Linked DNA regions of Homo sapiens: region 2 is linked to region 1. A link is an interaction called in ENCODE POLR2A ChIA-PET data of the cell type or tissue named here. Cell type or tissue: OCI-LY7. All regions are shown on one strand. Links, peaks and the distances in the headings refer to the core of each region. The heading gives the core; the rest is flanking DNA. Region 1 overlaps DENND5B (DENN domain containing 5B). Region 2 overlaps DDX11-AS1 (DDX11 antisense RNA 1).

The links. Peaks named below come from ENCODE experiments on the same cell type or tissue, not always from the same donor. Only the 100,000 strongest peaks of a DNase experiment are listed, where the experiment ranks them.
Region 2: POLR2A ChIA-PET joins it to region 1 with 6 read pairs; 1 of 35 experiments calls an interaction of 5 or more read pairs at or near these places.

The regions. Positions count from the first base shown.
Region 1 is chr12:31,564,411-31,573,520 of GRCh38, forward strand. All of the region lies in intron 1 of DENND5B (DENN domain containing 5B), which reads right to left. Among named protein-coding and RNA genes, the nearest start is that of DENND5B-AS1, 21 kb to the right of the region's middle. RefSeq lists enhancers at 6,624-6,783, 6,970-7,470. In OCI-LY7, for the core only: no CTCF peak of the experiment used is centred there; a DNase peak (open chromatin) is centred at 4,261; H3K4me3 peaks cover 557 bases; H3K27ac peaks cover 668 bases.
Region 2 is chr12:31,025,482-31,034,591 of GRCh38, forward strand. All of the region lies in intron 2 of DDX11-AS1 (DDX11 antisense RNA 1), which reads right to left. Among named protein-coding and RNA genes, the nearest start is that of TSPAN11-AS1, 24 kb to the left of the region's middle. RefSeq lists a silencer at 3,305-3,534. In OCI-LY7, for the core only: no CTCF peak of the experiment used is centred there; DNase peaks (open chromatin) are centred at 4,150, 4,610, 4,872, 6,620 and 4 weaker places; H3K4me3 peaks cover 4,189 bases; H3K27ac peaks cover 6,692 bases.

The DNA.
Region 1 (9,110 bases), core at 524-8,523:
ATGAATATTTCAGAAGAATAATGAAAAAGTGTGCCAGATGGGTTCACTTGCAGCTGGCTAACAACATTTCTGACCAAAGCCTAATGCTTCCTTACATAATTTATCATGCACTTTTCAGTTCCCTTCCACTACCACCCCTCTCTTTTCATTCTATTATTATTATTATTATTATTATTATTATTATTATTATTATTTTGAGACAGGGTCTGGCTCTGTCACCCAGTCTGGAGAGCAGTGGCGAGATCTCTGCTCACTGCAACCTCCAACTCCCAGGCTCAAGTGATCCTCCCACCTCAGCCTCCAGAGTAGCTGGGACTACAGGTAGGCACCACCTCCCTTTGCTAATTTTTGTATTTTTTTTAGAGACAGGGTTTTGCCATGTTGCCCAGGCTGGTCTCACACTCCTAGCCTCAAGTGATCCTCCCACCTCTGCCTCCCTAAGTGCTAGATTACAGGTGTGAGCCACCACAACCAGCCCATGCCATACTGCAATTCTAAAGATAGCAGATTGTATTATTTCCTTCAGCGGAGATGGCATCAAAATCCTGCACACTACTATTGCTTTAGTATGCTCTACTTAAAACCACTGCTGAAGATTATAGATCCTAACAGATTTAATCAATGTGGCAGTCAGCCTCAAGATGACCCTCAATGATTCTTGGTTCCTGGTATTCACAACCTTGCCAATTCGACTACTGCATCTATTAAGGGATTAGCTGGGCACAGTGGCTCATGCCTGTAATCCCAGCACTTTCAGAGGCCAAGGCAGGTGGCTCACTTGAGACCAGCCTGGGCAACATGGCAAAACTCTGTCTCCACAAAAAAATAAAAAAACCAGCTAGGTGTGCCGGCACACACCTGTAGTCCCAACTACTTGGGAGACTAGGATAGAAAGATCGCTTGAGCCCAGGAGGCAGAGGTTGCAGTGAGCTGAGATCATCTCACAAAAAAACGAAAGAAAAGAAAGGAGTAAATCTATTGAGTCCTTTTACACTCACGTTGAGTCCTGTTAAGCAATTTATACATCTTGCTTATGTGGATGCCTCTGGTCGCTTACACGTAGATAGTCTACTCCTAAAACAGATGCACAACCAACAAAATCTGTAATTTTCATGCATAAAAGGCCCAAAGTTAGTCTTGTTTTCATTTAGAATGTGATTTAGGTTAACATATAATAGGTTTATTAATGTTCCTTTTAAGTATATAAATGCCCTGCTCTCTATCAGATTTAAAAGGTGGGCTCTTTTACACATGAGAATGATTAAGTTTCTCTGAGACTGTTCTCTATAGTTAAAGGGGCCTGGATTTGGACCCAGAAGAATCTCTGTTGTGGTTCTAATTCTGCCACTAGCAATGCAAACTTAGGTAATTCATTTAACGTCTCTAAACATGATTGCCAGCTGCAAACTAGGGACCATATTTGACTGGCTATAAAAACTAAAAAATAGTGGCCTGGCACAGAGGTTCACACCTGTAATCCCAGCACTTTGGGAGGCTAGGGCAGGTGGATTGCTTGAACCCAGGAGTTTGAGACCAGCCTGGGCAACATGGTAAAGCCCCATCTCTAGAAAAAAAAATATAAAAATTAGCTGGGCATGGTGGCATGCACCTGTAGTCCCAACTACTTGGGAGACTAGGGTGGAAGGATCGCTTGAACCCAGAAGGTGGAGATGGCAGTGAGCTGAGATCACACCACTACAGTGAAGCCTGGGTGACAGAAGTGAAACTCTTGTCTCAAAAAAAATTAAAAAATATAATTTGAAGCCAGTCATGGTGGTGCACACCTGTAGTTCCAGCAACTCAAGAGACTGAGGCAGGAGGATTGCTTGAGCCCAGGAGTTCGAGGCTATAGTGTGCTGTAATCACATCTGTGAATAGCTACTGCATTCCGGCCAGGGAAACATAGTGAGAACCTCTCTCTTAAAAACTGTGTGTGTGTGTGTGTGTGTGTGTGTGTGTGTAATTCAAGCAATACTTTTATTATTGTTATTAAATTAAGAGATTAAAAGGCAACATGGTAAAACAGATATATATATATTAAAATTAGGTGCATATTCTACGATAAAACATGTCATAGGCTGGGCCCAGTAGCTCATGCCTATAATCCCAGCACTTTGGGAGGCAGAGGTGGGAGGATCACTTGAGGCCAGGAGTTCAAGACGAGCAAGGGCCACATAGCAGGACCAGGTATCTACAATAATTTTTTAAAAATTTTTTAAAGAAAAAATATCTAAAGGAGAGTTCCAGGAATACCTTAAATTTCATCATCAAACTGCCCAAGGTTTAAACCAATTAATTATGATGATGAAAATGTGGCTAATATTTATTGTGCAATTACATCCTGCCAGGCTACATAGTAAGTACTATACAAGCATTATCAACCAATAGCAGGCAGTTCAACATCAGATTCTTCTATACAGCTAATTGGTAAACATTTTTCTATGGTAGTACCAGATGACTGGAACATTAGCTGGGTTCGGTGGAGTGTGCCTGTTCTACCAGCTACTTGGGAAGCTAAGGCAGGAGAACTGCTTGAGCCTGGGAGGCGGAGGTTAGAACCCAGTGCAAGCACTTGCAGACATTCAAACTGGTAAGCTATACAAATTCCACAATGTTAAAGAACACACAGTTTACTATCGCATGTATATTCCTATTGCAACACCTTATTTCAAAATAAAAATAATTTTCTTTTAGAGAGCCTATCCCTATTTGTTATTTAGGTTGACAAACCCAACATACAATAAAGTTGCCAAATTCATTAGCTGGGTGTGGTGGCACGTGGGTGTAGTCCCAGCTATTTGGAAAGCTGAGGTGGGAGGATCACCTGAGCCCAGGAGATGGAGGCTGCAGTGAGCTGTGATAGCATCACTGCACTCCAGCCTGTGTGCCAGAGCAAGACCTTGTCTCAAAAAAAAAAAAAGAAGTTGCCAAATTCAATTTACTTGTGTGTCCTATCTTTCCTATCCATCCCCCATCTTCTTTACTCCCACCACTACTATTCTAATTCAGAATGTTGCCTTCTAATTTGTCTTACAGAACAGCCTCCTCAGAGGTTGCAGTGAGCCAAGATCGTGCCACTGCACTCCAGCCTGGGCAACAGAGCAAGACTCTGTCTAAAAAAAAAAAAAAAAAAAAAGCATCCTAATTGGTTTCCCCACTTCAAATCTCGTCCCAGTTTAATTCCATGCTATATCCTCCATCCAGAGTGATATTCCTAAGGCTACAGTTTTGAGCAAGCCACTCCTTTGTTCAAAACCTTTTAGGGTGGTGCATACCTGCAGTCCCAGCTACTTGGGAGGCTGAGGTGGGAGAACTGCTTGAGCCCAGGAGATTAAGGCTGCAGTGAGCTATGATCTCACCACTGCACTCCAGCCTAGGCAAACAGAGCAAGATTCCACCTCTTTAAAAAACAACAACAACAAAACACCTTTCAGTGGCTCTTTTCTATTTTTAGGGGGTTGTTTTGTTTTGTAGAGACAGGGTCTTGCTTTGTTGACCAGGCTAGTCATGAACTCCTGGGCTCAAGCCAAGCCATCCTCCCACCTCGGCCTTCCAAAGTACGGGATTACAGATGTGAGCCACCACAACTGGCCTCTTTTCTGTCCTTCAGAGGGCCATCTTTATAGTCTAGCATTCAACAAGTAGAGAATACAGGTTGAGCATCCCTAATCCAGAAATATGAAATGCTCCAAAATCTGAAATTTTTTGACTGCTAATGACACCACAAGTGGAAAATTCCATACCTGAACTAATGTGATGGGTACACAAAATCATTTAAAATACTGTATAAAATTACCTTCAGGCTACATGAATAAGGTACATATGAAATATAAGTGAATTTCATGTTTAGACTTAGGTCCCACCCTTAAGAAATCTCATTATGTATATGCAAATATTCCAAAATCTGAAAAAACACAAAATCCTAAATACTTTTGGTCTCAAATATTTTGGATAAGGGATACTCAACCTGTATTGGGAATGTTTCCCAGCAGCCACTTCCCTCCCTCTTCTACTGTGAACTAGCTATATAGTTTTCATCCCAAATTAGTCTCAGTAATCAGTTTAATCCCATTTTACTTGCCACACTGATTTGTTAAAGGACAGGCCACAGCAAACACCCATATTTTTGTTTCCTGACAGGAGTGAAGGCTAGAGGAGGAAAGTTAAATCTCTTCTAAGGAAGGTGTGATGTGCGAATACAAACTCTTAACTTCTGCTGCCACTTAATAACTCTGAGGGAAGCCACCAGAAGAGAAGTCAACAGTGCATAAAGGTTGCGCCTAAACAGCTGCAGTGAAATGAAGCTGGAGCCACGTTCAAATTACACCCTGAACACATGCCCCCAAAAACTCCTTTTAAATTTTGTGAACCAGCCAAATTCCTTTATCTCCTCTTTGACCTATAAACCACAGCATTCTAACTGATAGAGAACTCCAAAGGCTGATTCAACCTCTTTTCCCAAGTCATCTCCCACCACTTCATAAAATGTTGAAGTGGGCTAATCTATATTCCTCTTTGTTTTTGAGACAAGGGTCTGGTATGTTGCTCAGACTGGTCTTGAACTCCTGGGCTCAAGCAATCCTCCCACCTTAGCCTCCCAGGTAGCTAGGGTTACAGGTACATACATGCCACCACACCCAGCAACATACCTTTTTTTTTTTTTTTTTTTTTTTGAGACGAGGGTCTTACTGTGTCACCCAGGCTGGAGTACAGTGGTGAAATCTAGGCTCAATGAAATCTCCACCTTCCAGGCTCCGGTGGTCCTCCCACCTCAGCCTACCGAGTAGCTGGGACCACAGGCGCATACTGCCAACACCCAGCTAATTTTCTGTATTTTTGGTAGAGATGGAGTTTCACCATGCTGCGCAGGCTGGTCTCGAACTCCTGAGCTCAAGCAATTCACCTGCCTCCCAAAGTTCTGGGATTACAGGTATGAGCCACCACGCCTGGCCTACATACCTCTTTTATGTGTGTAACATATATATCTGGCTCTGGAAACAAAAAGTAGGAGCAGTGAGCTGGGCATAAATAGACCTTCTTTTCCACAATTTGCCCCCTTACATTATTTTGTGACTGTGTTATATTCTCCTCCCAAAAATTTTAAAGAGCCAATGCCAGCTGGGAGCGATGGCTCATGCCTATAATCCCAGTGCTTTGGGAGCCAGAGGCAGGCAGATCACTTGAGGCCAGGAGTTCAAGACCAGCCTGGCCAATGTGGTGAACCCTGTCTCTATTAAAAACACACAAAAAAATTAGCCGAGTATGGTGGTACATGCCTGTGATTCCAGCTACTCAAGAAGCTGAGGCAGTAGGATAGCTTGAGCCCAGGAGGCAGAGGTTGCAGTGAGCCATGATTGTGTCACTGCATTCCAGCCTGGGCAACAGAGTGAGACTCTGTCTCAAAAAATAACAGTTAAGAGCCACTGCCAGTCACAGTACACAGTACTTAGGAACAACTAAAATTCATCTCAATTCAACTCATTCTAAAAAATTACCAAAAAATGGCCTGGTGCGGTGGCTCATGCCTGTAATCCCAACACTTTGGGAGGCTGAGGCAGGCAGATCAAAAGGTCAGGAGATCGAGACCATCCTGGCTAACACGATGAAACCCCATCTCTACTAAAAATACAAAAAATTAGCTGGGCATGGTGGCGGGTGCCTGTAATCCCAGCTACTCAGGAGGCTGAGGCAGGAGAATCACTGGAACCCGGGAGGTGGAGGTTGCAGTGAGCCAAGATCGCCAACACTGCACTCCAGCCTGGGTGACACAGCAATACTCCATCTCAAAAACAAACAAACAAAAAAACCAAGAGAAAAAAATTATAAGCAATATATCTCCAGATAAGAACTAATCAAAATTCTCTCTCTTTTTTTTTTTTTTTAAGAGACGGAGTCTCACTCTGTTGCCCAGGCTGGAGTGCAGTGGCACGACTTTGGCTCACTACAAGCTCCGCCTCCTGGGTTCACCCACCATTCTCCTGCCTCAGCCTCCCGAGTGGCTGAGACTACAGGCGCCCGCCACCACACCCGGCTAATTTTTGTATTTTTAGTAGAGACAGGGTTTTACCATGTTAGCCAGGATGGTCTCGATCTCCTGACCTCGTGATCCACCCGCCTCGGCCTCCCAAAGTGCTGGGATTACAGGCGTGAGCCACTGCACCCAGCCAAAATTCTCTTTAAAAAAAAAAAAAAAGTTTTCTTTTTTTAGGAGTTTGGTTTCATTTACTCAAAAAGATTTTAGTAATTTTTTTTGGCACTGTCATTATTAACAAAAATCATATTCATTTTCAGTAAATTGATAGGTTTAAAGAAAATGAGAAATGCACATCTGTCCTTGCAGAAGTTTTCCCAATTACTGTGTAACTGTCCCTTCTTAGGTTATACCTTCTTAGGTTATCTCAAGGTCTTTGGTTGGTTGATTGGTCTAAACATTTGAAACTCACAGGTAGGTTTTGGCAGGAAACTCATTTACAGAAAGGGTGAGAAATGTTACCTCCCTTACAGCAACACAAACTGGGAATTTTAAAAGCAACAAAAGCCAAAACATAATAAGACAATCAAAAGATTGTCCCTGTTATCATTCTGCTGCATGAAAAGGGAAACTGCAAGCATTCTCCGCATTCTCGGCTGCAAGTGCCAGCACTGATCATGAAATGTTTACATAGCCCTTACTATGGGAGACAGGAAAGGAGCTGTGAAGGACAAGTGTCAGATCTGCTGCTGCTGCTTCAAGACTCAGCCTCCCTGAAACATCACTCTTTCTTAGCAACCTGCAGGGAGACAACCAGATTTTTCCATCAGAGGTTTCTTATACCGTCTAAACATATTTTCATTCTACGTGACAACACACAAATCGGACCAGTAAGATAGAGATCAAGAGTTTATCTTGTCACTGAGTTGCCTCTTCTGCTAACTAGCTTCTTCCTGTCTTCCCATCTTATTTGTCACTAGTGTTTTCCCCTTTCCATAGAAAAAAAAATTTTAATAGATTATTTTAGCATTAAGCAACTGAGTGAGATTCAAAGCTACTCTTTCTTTTCTCATTTCACTTTAATTACTAATTGTAGAAAGGATTTGGGTTTAAAAAAAAAAAGTTGCAAGAACTACGGATTTAATTTCTATCTCTCAAAAGTAAACACCTGAATTAGAAAACTCCATTTTATCCATTCACTCTTTCTTTTTTAGAAAAATAATTTAAAAGCCACAATTTTTTTTTTTGTTTTTTTGAGACGGAGTTTCACTCATTGCCCAGGCTGGAGTGCCATGGCACGTTCTCGGCTCACTGCAACCTCCACCTCTCGGGCTCAAGCGATTCTCCTGCCTCAACCTCCTGAGTAGCTGGGGAGCCACCACGCCCGGCTAATTTTTGTGTATTTTTAGTAGAGACAGGGTTTCACCATGTTGGCCAGGCTGGTCTCAAACTCCTGACCTCAGGTGATCTGCCCGCTTTGACCTCTTAAAGTGCTGGGATTACAGGCGAGAGCCACCGTACCCAGCCAAAAGCTACAATTTTTTAAAAGCACATATTGCCAGGCCAGGTGCAGTGGCTCATGCCTGTAATCTCAGCACTTTGGGAGGCCAGCGCAGGTGGATCATGTGAGGTCGGGAGCTCAAGACCAGCCTGACCAACATGGAAAAACCCCATCCCAACTAAAAATACAAAATTAGCCAGGTGTGGTGGCGCATGCCTGTAATCCCAGCTACTTGGGAGGCTGAAGCAGGAGAATCCCTTGAGCCCAGGAGGTGGAGGTTGTGGTGAGCCGAGATCACAACACTGCACTCCAGCCTGGGCAACAAGAGCGAAACTCTGTCTCAAAAAAAAAAAGAAAAAAAGGCACATAAAGCACATATTGCCTTTTGTTATTTCAAAACAATCATTTTATTTACCCTCACTCATTGTTAAGTAGCAAGAATGCCCCCACGCAAACCAAAGTCCTACAGCTTCATTGTTACAAATCTTTCTGATGGTGCGTAAAACAGACATTCCTCAGAAAGTCCTATTAAAAAATGTCTGAAACAAAGCAAATACTTAATTTTCTGGATAATCTTGAAGATAGGATGTAAAACAATAACAAAATAAATATCAAATCCCCAAGCCCTTATTTTTGTCACTAATTTTACTCTTTCTCAAAAAAAAAAAAAAAAAAAAACTCACGAGTTATTAACACATAGCCAATGAAATCAGTCTCCTTTTCTCTGTCCTTGTTTCTCTTCCTACTCTATTTTAGGCATCTGAAAAAGTATCTAAAAGGTGTTATCTAAAAAGTGCTTATTATAAGAAGGTTAAAGCACTGATTCTCTCTGAAAAAAATCTCCTGCTCTTGTATGACACCCTCTAATTCTGGATTTTAACTTCTCATACCTAGAGACAACAAATAGGGAATAAACAGTTGAATCTCTCTTGGATTTCCTTATCCTAGAAAGCTCTAATTGTTAGCCTCTCCCGAAATATACCATTTTAGAAAACATAATTAAATAGATTTGGGGGACAGGAAAGCATTAAGGAAGAAAAAGACTTTTTAAAGAAAAAATATTTACGAAACTCATGCCAATTAAATCTGAATGTTCTCTTTAATTCTAAGAGCATCTTTTAAAGGACCTTAAAGCTTTATATGTTGCTGTGTAAGGAAACCTGAGCAGACTGGAGAAAAGCTCAAAGGCCTATCTATAATCTCATCACAAAGTGACAGGGTCAAAAGGCAGAGGTCAGGGAACAGGGTACAAAATAGTTCCCACACTTGAAAGAAAACTGTATCTCATTAGTTCAGAGATATTAAAAAATATTCAATTGTGTTACTAAAATGACAATTTATACTTTAAATCCCAAGGCAAATTTGAATATTATGAAATAATATACTTTTAAGAGCAAAAAATGTAAGAAGTTACCTCTTCTACATTTGAAAAAAACACCAATCTCTCGCTCACACATATACCAGTGCTTCAACTGTCCCTCAAAGACTGATGTTCAGATAAAAGCTGTCACCTGACCTATTCAATAGAGTTCAATAAGGCACTGAAATAAATACTGAATGTGCATACATGTCAACAGACATTTCATATCTGGGCCTCTGCCCCATAATGATTCAACAAGGTATGTCTACTTCATGGCC
Region 2 (9,110 bases), core at 418-8,417, 540 kb before region 1:
AGACAGAAAATCAACAAAGAAACAATGGATTTAAACTGTATCTTGGAACAAATGGACTTAACAGATCTATACATAACATTTCATCCAACGACCACAGAATACACATTCTATTCAACAGCAATGGAACTTTTTCCAAGATAGACCATATGATAGGTCATAAAATGAGCCTCAATAAATTTAAGAAAATTGAAATTATATCAAGCACTCTCTCAGATCACAGTGGAATAAAACTGGAAATCAACCCCAAAAGGTACCTTTGAAACCACGTAAATACATGGCAATTAAATAACCTACTCCTCAATGAACATTGGGTCAAAAATGAAAACAAGATGGAAATTTAAAAATTCTTCGAACTAAATAACAATAATGACACAACCTATCAAAAGCTCTGGGATACAGCTAAGGCGGTGCTAAGAGGAAAGTTCACAGCCCTAAATGCCTACATCAAAAAGCCCGAAAGAGCACAAACAGACGATCTAAGGTTACACGTCAAGGAACTAGAGAAACAAGGACAAACCAAACCCAAACCCAGAAGAAGAAAGGAAATAACCAAGATCATACCAGAACTAAATGAAATTGAAATAAACAACAACAACAAAAAATATCTCTACTTTGATGATTTTTTTTTTTTTTTTCTGAGATGGAGTCTTGCTCTGTCACCCAGGCTGGGGTGCAGTGGTGCGATCTCGGCTCACTGCAAGCTCCGCCTCCCGGGTTCACGCCATTCTCCTGACTCAGCCTCCTGAGTAGCTGGGACTACAGGCGCCCGCCACCACGCCTGGCCTCCTTTGATGATTTTAGGTCGTATCCCTGGGCTATGGATTCCTGTTAATCTGCCCGAGGCTTGGGCTGCCACACCTGCTTTGCATTTTGTGAAACTTCTTCTAACTTAGCTTACTCATCACGTCCATAGAGCCTTAGGCATGATAATTTTTGCTACTGTTTCCTTGGTCACACTAATGTCTTCTGTTGTGATGTCCTATGTAGCTTTGCATATTGCTATTCAAACAGCTCAGTATGTGGAGAACTGGACACACACAGCCAACCAAGCGTGGCTACTTCAGAATGGAATTAACACTGAGCTACAAACTGAAGTGGCAGTGTTGAAATCCATGGTTCTATGGTTAAGGGAACAAGCACAAAGCTTGCAGTTGCAGCAGCAATTGCATTGTCCTTTTAATCACACTCATATTTGTGTAACCAACTTAGAATACAACCGAAGTGAGTATCCGTGGGACCTTGTGAAAGCCCATTTGCAGGGAGCTTTCACATCCAACGTCACCTTTGATATTGGTGAATTACAAAACAACATTATTAATTTAAATGGGCAAACATAAGACTTTCAGCCTTCTTTAGAAGACTGGACCGAATTCCAGCAAGGCCTGGAGAGCCTCAACCCTTGGACCTATCTAAGGCACCACATTAACATCTTATATGTAGGTCCTGGAATAATGTTTTGTCTCTGTCTTCTGTTCATAGTCTGTAAAATCAGATGGACCATCAATCGGAAAATGAGAGCTGCCCAGTCTGGCCTTACATTCTTTCAATTAATACATAAACACAAAGGTGAGATGTTGGGAGCCAAAAAGGCCAAAGTGATTGTGACCAACTCACCATTCCACTGGAGGCTATATGATCAAACAGCAAACTGTTTATCATGAATGCAGGATGTGAGCAAACTCACATTGTGCCCGCTGCCAAAAGGTTTGCTGAGGGCCTCACTCCCTGGTGCCGGGCTCCTTGAAGTTATCTACTGGGAAATCTAGCACCTATTGTTCAAAGAATGCAGTCTTGCAAGCCTGCTGTGAATCTAACCGCCAGCTGAAAACCAGCCCCCGACTTCTCGCTATCTCTTTTGTCTAATAAATATGGAGGGCTGTGTAAAGCTCAGGGCTCTTGTCCACTAGAGGCAAGGTGCCCCCTGACTCCTTCTTCTAAACATATTCTTTCGTCTTTGTCTTTTATTCCTGCATTCGCCCCCATTTGTTCAGTTCCCCCAAGGTCTGGGCAGGTTACAAATCGCCACTAAAGAACTTACTCATGTAACCAAATACCACCTGTACCCCAATAACTTATGGTAAAATAAAATAAAATAATAAAAATTGAAAAAAAAACTAGAAGTTTTATATGACAAAAGATAAAATGAAGGACTGCATTAGAAGTCAGGTGAGAGACTTGGATAAAACATTTGCGACTTTTTAAATAGACCAAAGATTAATATCCAGGCTATTGCTCCTAACTGTCCCCCATCTGCAAAAAAATACCGACAAGCCCATAGAAAAAGGACAGAGAATCTGAATTAGTAATTCCTAAAAAGGGAAATGGAATGGGCTGATAATCTTTGAAGACGTGTTTAACCTCAAGCATTCAGCAGGTAGAAGCACATTTAGGGAATGAGATAGCCTCAATATATTGGTAAAAATGTAAAAGGCTGATAATAGCTGGCCTTGGTGAGGTTAGAAATAAGCACTTTCAATGTGAGGGATGGTAATATAAATTGACACAACCTTTTTGGAGGTCAGCTTCTTAGTTGAATCTCATGAGAATGCTACTTTAATATTTCTGGTAATAGTAAAATATTGGAAATAATGTAAGTAGCCATCAATAGGTAGATAGTTAAATAGACTATGATATGTCCATATTATAAAATATAGCTATACAGCTATTTTTCTTTTTTTCTTACATTTCCTCTGACCAGCTTTAAAATATATATGTAAATTCCCTTTATAATTTATTTTATTACAATTTATTTTTTTTTTTAGAGACAAGGTCTCGCTCTGTTGCCCAGACTGAAGTACAGTGACCTAATCATAGCTCACTGTCACCTCAAACTCCTGGTCTCAAACTGCCTTCCCACCTCAGCCTCTAAAATAGCTGGGATTACAGGTGCTCACCACCATGTCTGGATAATATTTTTATTTTTTTGTAGAGTTGGGGGAGTCTCACAATGTTGCCCAGGCTGGTTTCAAACTCCTGGCTTCAAACAATTCTCTCACCTCAGCCTCCCAAAGCACTGAGATTATATTAAATAGGTGTGAGCCACCACACCTAGCCTATGCAGCTTTAAAAAGAATGGAGAGTCTATTTATAGATTTTAAAATATCCCCAAGAAATGATACTAATTAATAAAATGAAGTTGCCAAGCAATACTTGTAGTATGATCTTATTTTTTCTTAAGAAATCCAAAACATATTTTTTTTTTGAGAGACTCTGTCGCCCAGGCTGGAGTACAGTGGCACAATCTCGGCTCACTGCAAGCTCCGCCTCCCAGGTTCATGCCATTCTCCTGCCTCAGTCTCCTGAGTAGCTGGGACTACAGGCGCCCACCACCATGCCTGGCTAATTTTTTGTATTTTTAGTAGAGACGGGGTTTCACTGTGTTAGCCAGGATGGCCTCGATCTCCTGACCTCGTGATCTGCCCGCCTCGGCCTCCCAAAGTGCTGGGATTACAGGCGTGAGCCACCGTGCCCGGCCTAAGAAATCCAAAACATATTTCTACATGTAAATGCCAAGGTATGTACACACATATAACAGGCACAGAAGATTACACACCAGCCGCCAATGTTCACTAGCTCTGAGGAGGAGTGTAACAAGCCCCTCAGGGACCAGCGGTGTAACTCCAGATGAAGAAACAGGTAGAATTTTAGAACAACCACATGGGAGAGAAAAGTAGGATTTTCATGAAATCCTCCCATTTTTGCACAGCACAGAACTAACTGGCTTTCTGAGACTAGGGCTTCCTAATGACAAAGAGAGAGAAACATACTGAAATCAAGAAAGAGATCAAAGATGATTAAGAGAACACAGTAATTCTGGAGATTGAAGAAGCCAGCATACATATTATAGAGATGCTCTAGATTCTCGGTGACCTGGGAATTAAGGTGTCACAAAACACCTGCTCAAGGAAGACTTACCAGAGGTTCCCAAAGTATGGTCCTGGACAGGTGGTGTCATCGCCAGGAAAGTTAGAAATGTTATAATGCAAATTCACAGACCCTGACCCAGACTTATTGAATCAGAAACTTGGGTGTGGGGCCCAGCAAGGTTTTAACGAGCCTTGCAGGGATTTGATGTTCACTTAGGTTTGACAAACACAACTTCAGACGGGTGCTTCTAAAGTTAAACACATGCGAATCACCTGGGAGAGTGTGAAACAGCGCGTTCCGATTCAGCAGGAAAGCCGGGGAGCCTGAGGTTCCGCATTCTCACAAACTCCCAGGTGATCCTGCTGCTGCTGCTTCTCAGCCGCACGCTGAGTCACTTTTGAAAGAAGATGGAGTGAGCATTTAATGACTGGAAGGCTTCACAAGGAAATAGTCCAGGAAAACACAAATAGCAGCATCAGTTTATCTCCACTGGCATTTCGAAGAATAGGAGCAAAAAAAATGCCGCTCTCTTTCAGTGGCGTGTTGCCTGGTGTTCTGTGGATGCTTTCACCAACAGCAATATCTGTGCATGTCTATAACTGAAAGCTGCAAGCATTACTTGCTACCCCTAATTTTTGTTAACCACTTCTCTTTGCAGATGCAGAAGCTGAGGCTAGCACACAGACCTATTTTTGTTCCAATGTCACAGAGGCCTTGGACAGACTGAGTTGGCAAGTCTCCTGACTGCGTGGCTGGAGCGCTTCTGCAGGGCCCTTGAGGCTGTTTTCGTCAAGCCACAGTGGGAAGTAGTGACAGAGCACATGAGATTGACATTGCTGTGGCTCAGTCATCAAAACTGGACCAGCTCAGTCTCCAGGCTCACTGGTGAATAATAGGAATCTTTGTCGTCCTTTCCATCAGAAAGCATATTACTTAAAACCCCTTGCTAACTCACAGGGTGAGCTGTCCTGTCACACATCATCATATGGAATGGAAACTAGCAACTGAATATAGCAACACTCAGACTGATAACTTGCTCCACGGATAACTTGTTTGTTTACCGACTCTGGGGATGGAGAAAGACACATTACTCAAATAACAAATGCCATTTCCCCTGCACACCCTGGAAAGAGTGCTGCACCTGCAGCCTGTGGTTTAACTGTAGCAATGCAGGTGAGCAACTCAAGTGCATTTCTGTGATGGCAAACAGCAAGGTGGGCATAGTGAGTAGTGAGTTTCCTGGCTTATGGGGAGCAATCAGAATTATGGCCTGAATGCAACACTCAGCAAACTCAGACTGAGATGTTTACAGGCCAGCCCAGCCCAGGAGGAGGAAGGGGCTTTTATTCCTAAATCAAGAAGTGTCCAGAAAAAGGGAAATAAGGCTTAGGTGTGTTATGCTGAATTTTGGGCACCTGTCCCCACCAATAACTTGGCATCCTGAAAATGCTACAGCAGGACTCCAAGGGCCAAGAATGCCTGTTCTCTACACAGCTGAGGGATGGCCAGTGGCCTCATTGCAGAGCTGCCACTCAAAAACTGAAAGATGCCAAAAGGGAAGAGCTTGCTCCATGGATAACTTGTTTGTTTACCGACTCTGGGGATGGAGAGAGACACATTACTCAAATAACAAATGCCATTTCCCCTGCACACCCTGGAAAGAGTGCTGCACCTGCAGCCTGTGGTTTAACTGTAGCAATGCAGGTGAGCAACTCAAGTGCATTTCTGTGATGGCAAACAGCAAGGTGGGCATAGTGAGTAGTGAGTTTCCTGGCTTATGGGGAGCAATCAGAATTATGGCCTGAATGCATTGGCACAACTCTGCCTGCAGTCCAGGAAGCTTTTCTGTTGTAAAGGTCTCCTTTCTAGACCACCTTTGAAGTCATAAATTAGCTGAAGTGGAGTTGGTGTGCACTTGCTGGATCTGGTGGTGTGTGCTTGGATGCCTAAACAAGAGGAGTTGCCACTACTCATTTTAGCCAAAGACTCAGCCAGAATCCTATGCTTTAGTGGGACTGGGAATGTGATGGTGAGAGGGAGGTAAGAGGATGAGTCTTGCACAAGCTAGACTCATTAGTCACATCTTTCCCAACCTTTGATGTGCCTGGTAAATGATGTCCGCCCAAGTGCTGTGAGGGCTTGTCTTCAACAGGAGCCCAGATCTGCTGCTGCAGGAGGGGAGATGAGGAGCCTTGCAGCCCTAAGGGAAGGTGCTGAATACCACTCTCTCTCTCTCTCTCTCTCTCTCTCTCTCTCTCTCTCTCTCTGTGTGTGTGTGTGTGTGTGTGTGTGTGTGTGTGTGTGAAAGCACCCACTGTTCAGATTCAGATAAACACGTTTCAGCTCTAGCACACCCACGAGTACCTGTTCTCCTCCCTTGCACAACAGCAGCTTACAGAACAGAGAACAAAACTTGAACTGTCATAAACTGTGCTCTGAGGGGAGGAAAAGGCTGGCTGACAGTGGGAGCTACTCCTGCTCAGAAATGAAGGGGAGGGACTCTGTTTTCTTCTGAATATAAAACCCTAGTGAATTTCCAATAATGCTGGGTGATGACAGGAAGGCATCAAAGCCCTAAAGGCTGGTAACCGAGCTGCCAAGCCAGGCTCTCCACATGCCGACATTAAGAGCAGTGGCAAGGCATTAGCATCTATCCTGCCCCTGCCAGGCCCTGTCTTTATCTCCACTTTCCTCCCTTCCCTTTTTCTGCTGCTTCCTCTTCTCTCTTGTTTCCTCTCCCCTTTCTAGACCTAAAAGCAAAGAGTGTCACCCTCCAGATGTCCCTTGGCTACACCGTGGCCCTGGGTTAAGGAGGTAACTGGTTCTCCACAGCTCACAAGAAATGGGCCAGGGCCAACACGCATGTGGCCTTGAGCCTAATGCCAGCCTGACCACTGTGCGGGTTGTTGTCTATTTTCAGTGCCTGGATTCTCCTCTAAAGATGAGGATAATGGTCCCTCCCTCCCACACCTTCACAAGGATGATTCCAAGGACAAGCAAGATTGTTCTTCAGAGCACGCCTCAGAGGAAGGGCATGGTGTGAGTGCTGGGCATTGTTAGGATTGTTCGTTTACCTTCCAGGGTCCCTCGCTGGAAGTGACAGGGGTGTGCACTTACAAAATCATTCTTGACCCAAAGTACCTCTTTTAAAGATGCTTGCCTTTAAAAGAAGACAAGTAGTTTTTGCTCCCATGATATCTCAAGTGGCACTTAGATTGCCGGGGGCCTGTTGTCCAGTAAGTAATGTCACCTAGCGGGATTATGACTGGTTTGGAGTCTGGGTCTGAGAACTGGGGTAAACCACTTCTTCATGTCTTAGTCCCCTCATGCATAAAACAGAGGGATCGCACAGGGTGATCACTAAAGGACCTTCCAATGTTAAGATTTAAAGGGTAAACGGCTCTTTGATAAAGACAGATCATAGAAAAGTAAGAACCACACAGCTTAACCTTCCAGGGGACAATTAAGATGCTTTAATGTGAAGTGAATGACGATGTGGTAGAGTATGATGTGAATGTAATAGCATAGGAAGGCCGGAGGGCATGGGGGCCTCTCAACCTCATACTCTGTACTAGATGCGGCATCTGGAGCATCTCAAGAGGGGCTAAGAGATTCAGTCCTCACCCCAGCTCTGAAGATGTCTCAACTGTGAAAAAGAGACAGGGAGTCCCTGACTCTCTGTCTGCTCCTTCACTGGTTACTCCCATGTTGGAAGGCAGGGGAGGAGGAAGGCCCCAGCATCTTCCATCACTGCTGCAGACACCAACCAACCCTCCTTCCTCCCACTCCTCTGCTTCAACTCTCACCTGAGTCCCCACCCCAAACAGCCCTCTGCTAGCCATTAGGTGTTAGCTGCACTTCACCTGCAAAAGGCCTTCCTTTGCCAGTTTTTGTCAAAAATGTTAGCATAGTGTTTGCATAAATTTGCAGGTTTGATTCAAGAAGCCCTGATTCCAATAGTGTAGGAGAAAATACACTGACTGCACCTGGAGTCAAGGAGGCTTTCAGGAGGGCACACTTGATTCACCACACAGGGCTCGAAGAGGCACTCAGTATGTGAGGCTGGGATGCCCAGACAGAAGCTTCCCCCACGATCCAGGAAATCAAAACGTTTTCAATGTTGGCTTGAAATCATGGCTAATAGGAATAAAAAAGCTCTTCTCACCCTGGGGAAGACTGGGGAGGTAGGGAGGGGAAGAGTTCCCAACTATTCCATCCAAGAGGGGGCAAGGAAGGACAGTGGCAAGCCCAAGTCTGGAGCTATTTCCTCCCAATAGTGAATGTCTGGTAACTTTACCCAGAAGTTCTGATTTTTCTCGTTAGTCAAACAGGACTCTGACTTCCAAGATTAGGCTAAATCCAGAGCAGTTTGGGGAATGAAGGAATCTGGCTGAACAATGGAAGTTGGAATCATTGCCCTACCATCAGCAACTCCTTAACAGAAACAAACTCCTCTGCCCACTCGTCATATCCACAAACTATTTTCATAGAAGAGAATGTCCCAGCTAGAAATGCAAGTGGACGAGTGCCAACCCAATGAGGCTAATGATTTGCAAGTGGAGACCTCTGAGCAACTTGGTAAAGAAAGCAGGGCTTGGCCTTCGCCCGGGAGGCTTGGGACCCCTGACCACCCCCTACCCCATCACCAATAAACCTCTCAGAAGGAGGAATTCTGTGACAGCCCTCAGAAGAGAGTGGCTATCCACTGGCCACAGCGATGACTAAAGCGAGGTTCATGCCACAGAAGAACACAAAGGTCACCAAAGCTGTCTAAAGCAGACACTGAATTTATTATTCGCCGAAGAAGGGGAGACACTCATTTCGTTAAGAAAGGTCAGAACAGCTCTCCAAACTGAAGGTGAATAGGACAGATACACTGTGGAAAAGAGGACATTTTGTTCAAAGGTCTGATTGGCTCAAAAAGCAAGTTGTAAACTCTCTTCTGGGACTGACTGCTTTTCTGACTTTGTGTCACAGAGGCATGAGAACAGCTCGTGGGAGATTCTGGATGGATCTGACCTGTGGTGCACGGCCCTGGCAGCCTGGTGTCTGTGCCTCCTCTCGAGGTGAGATTTTTCTCTGGCACCCACTTGGGTTAAGGTGAGGAACCCTGGAGCCCATGGGCCTGCTGCATGGCTCTGCACCCATCACCCGGCTCTCTGATCCTCACTGCCTAGGATGGAGAGATATGCAGCCCTCCTGGCTGCAGGTATGAGGAAACCACATGAAAGCTGTTCCAGAAA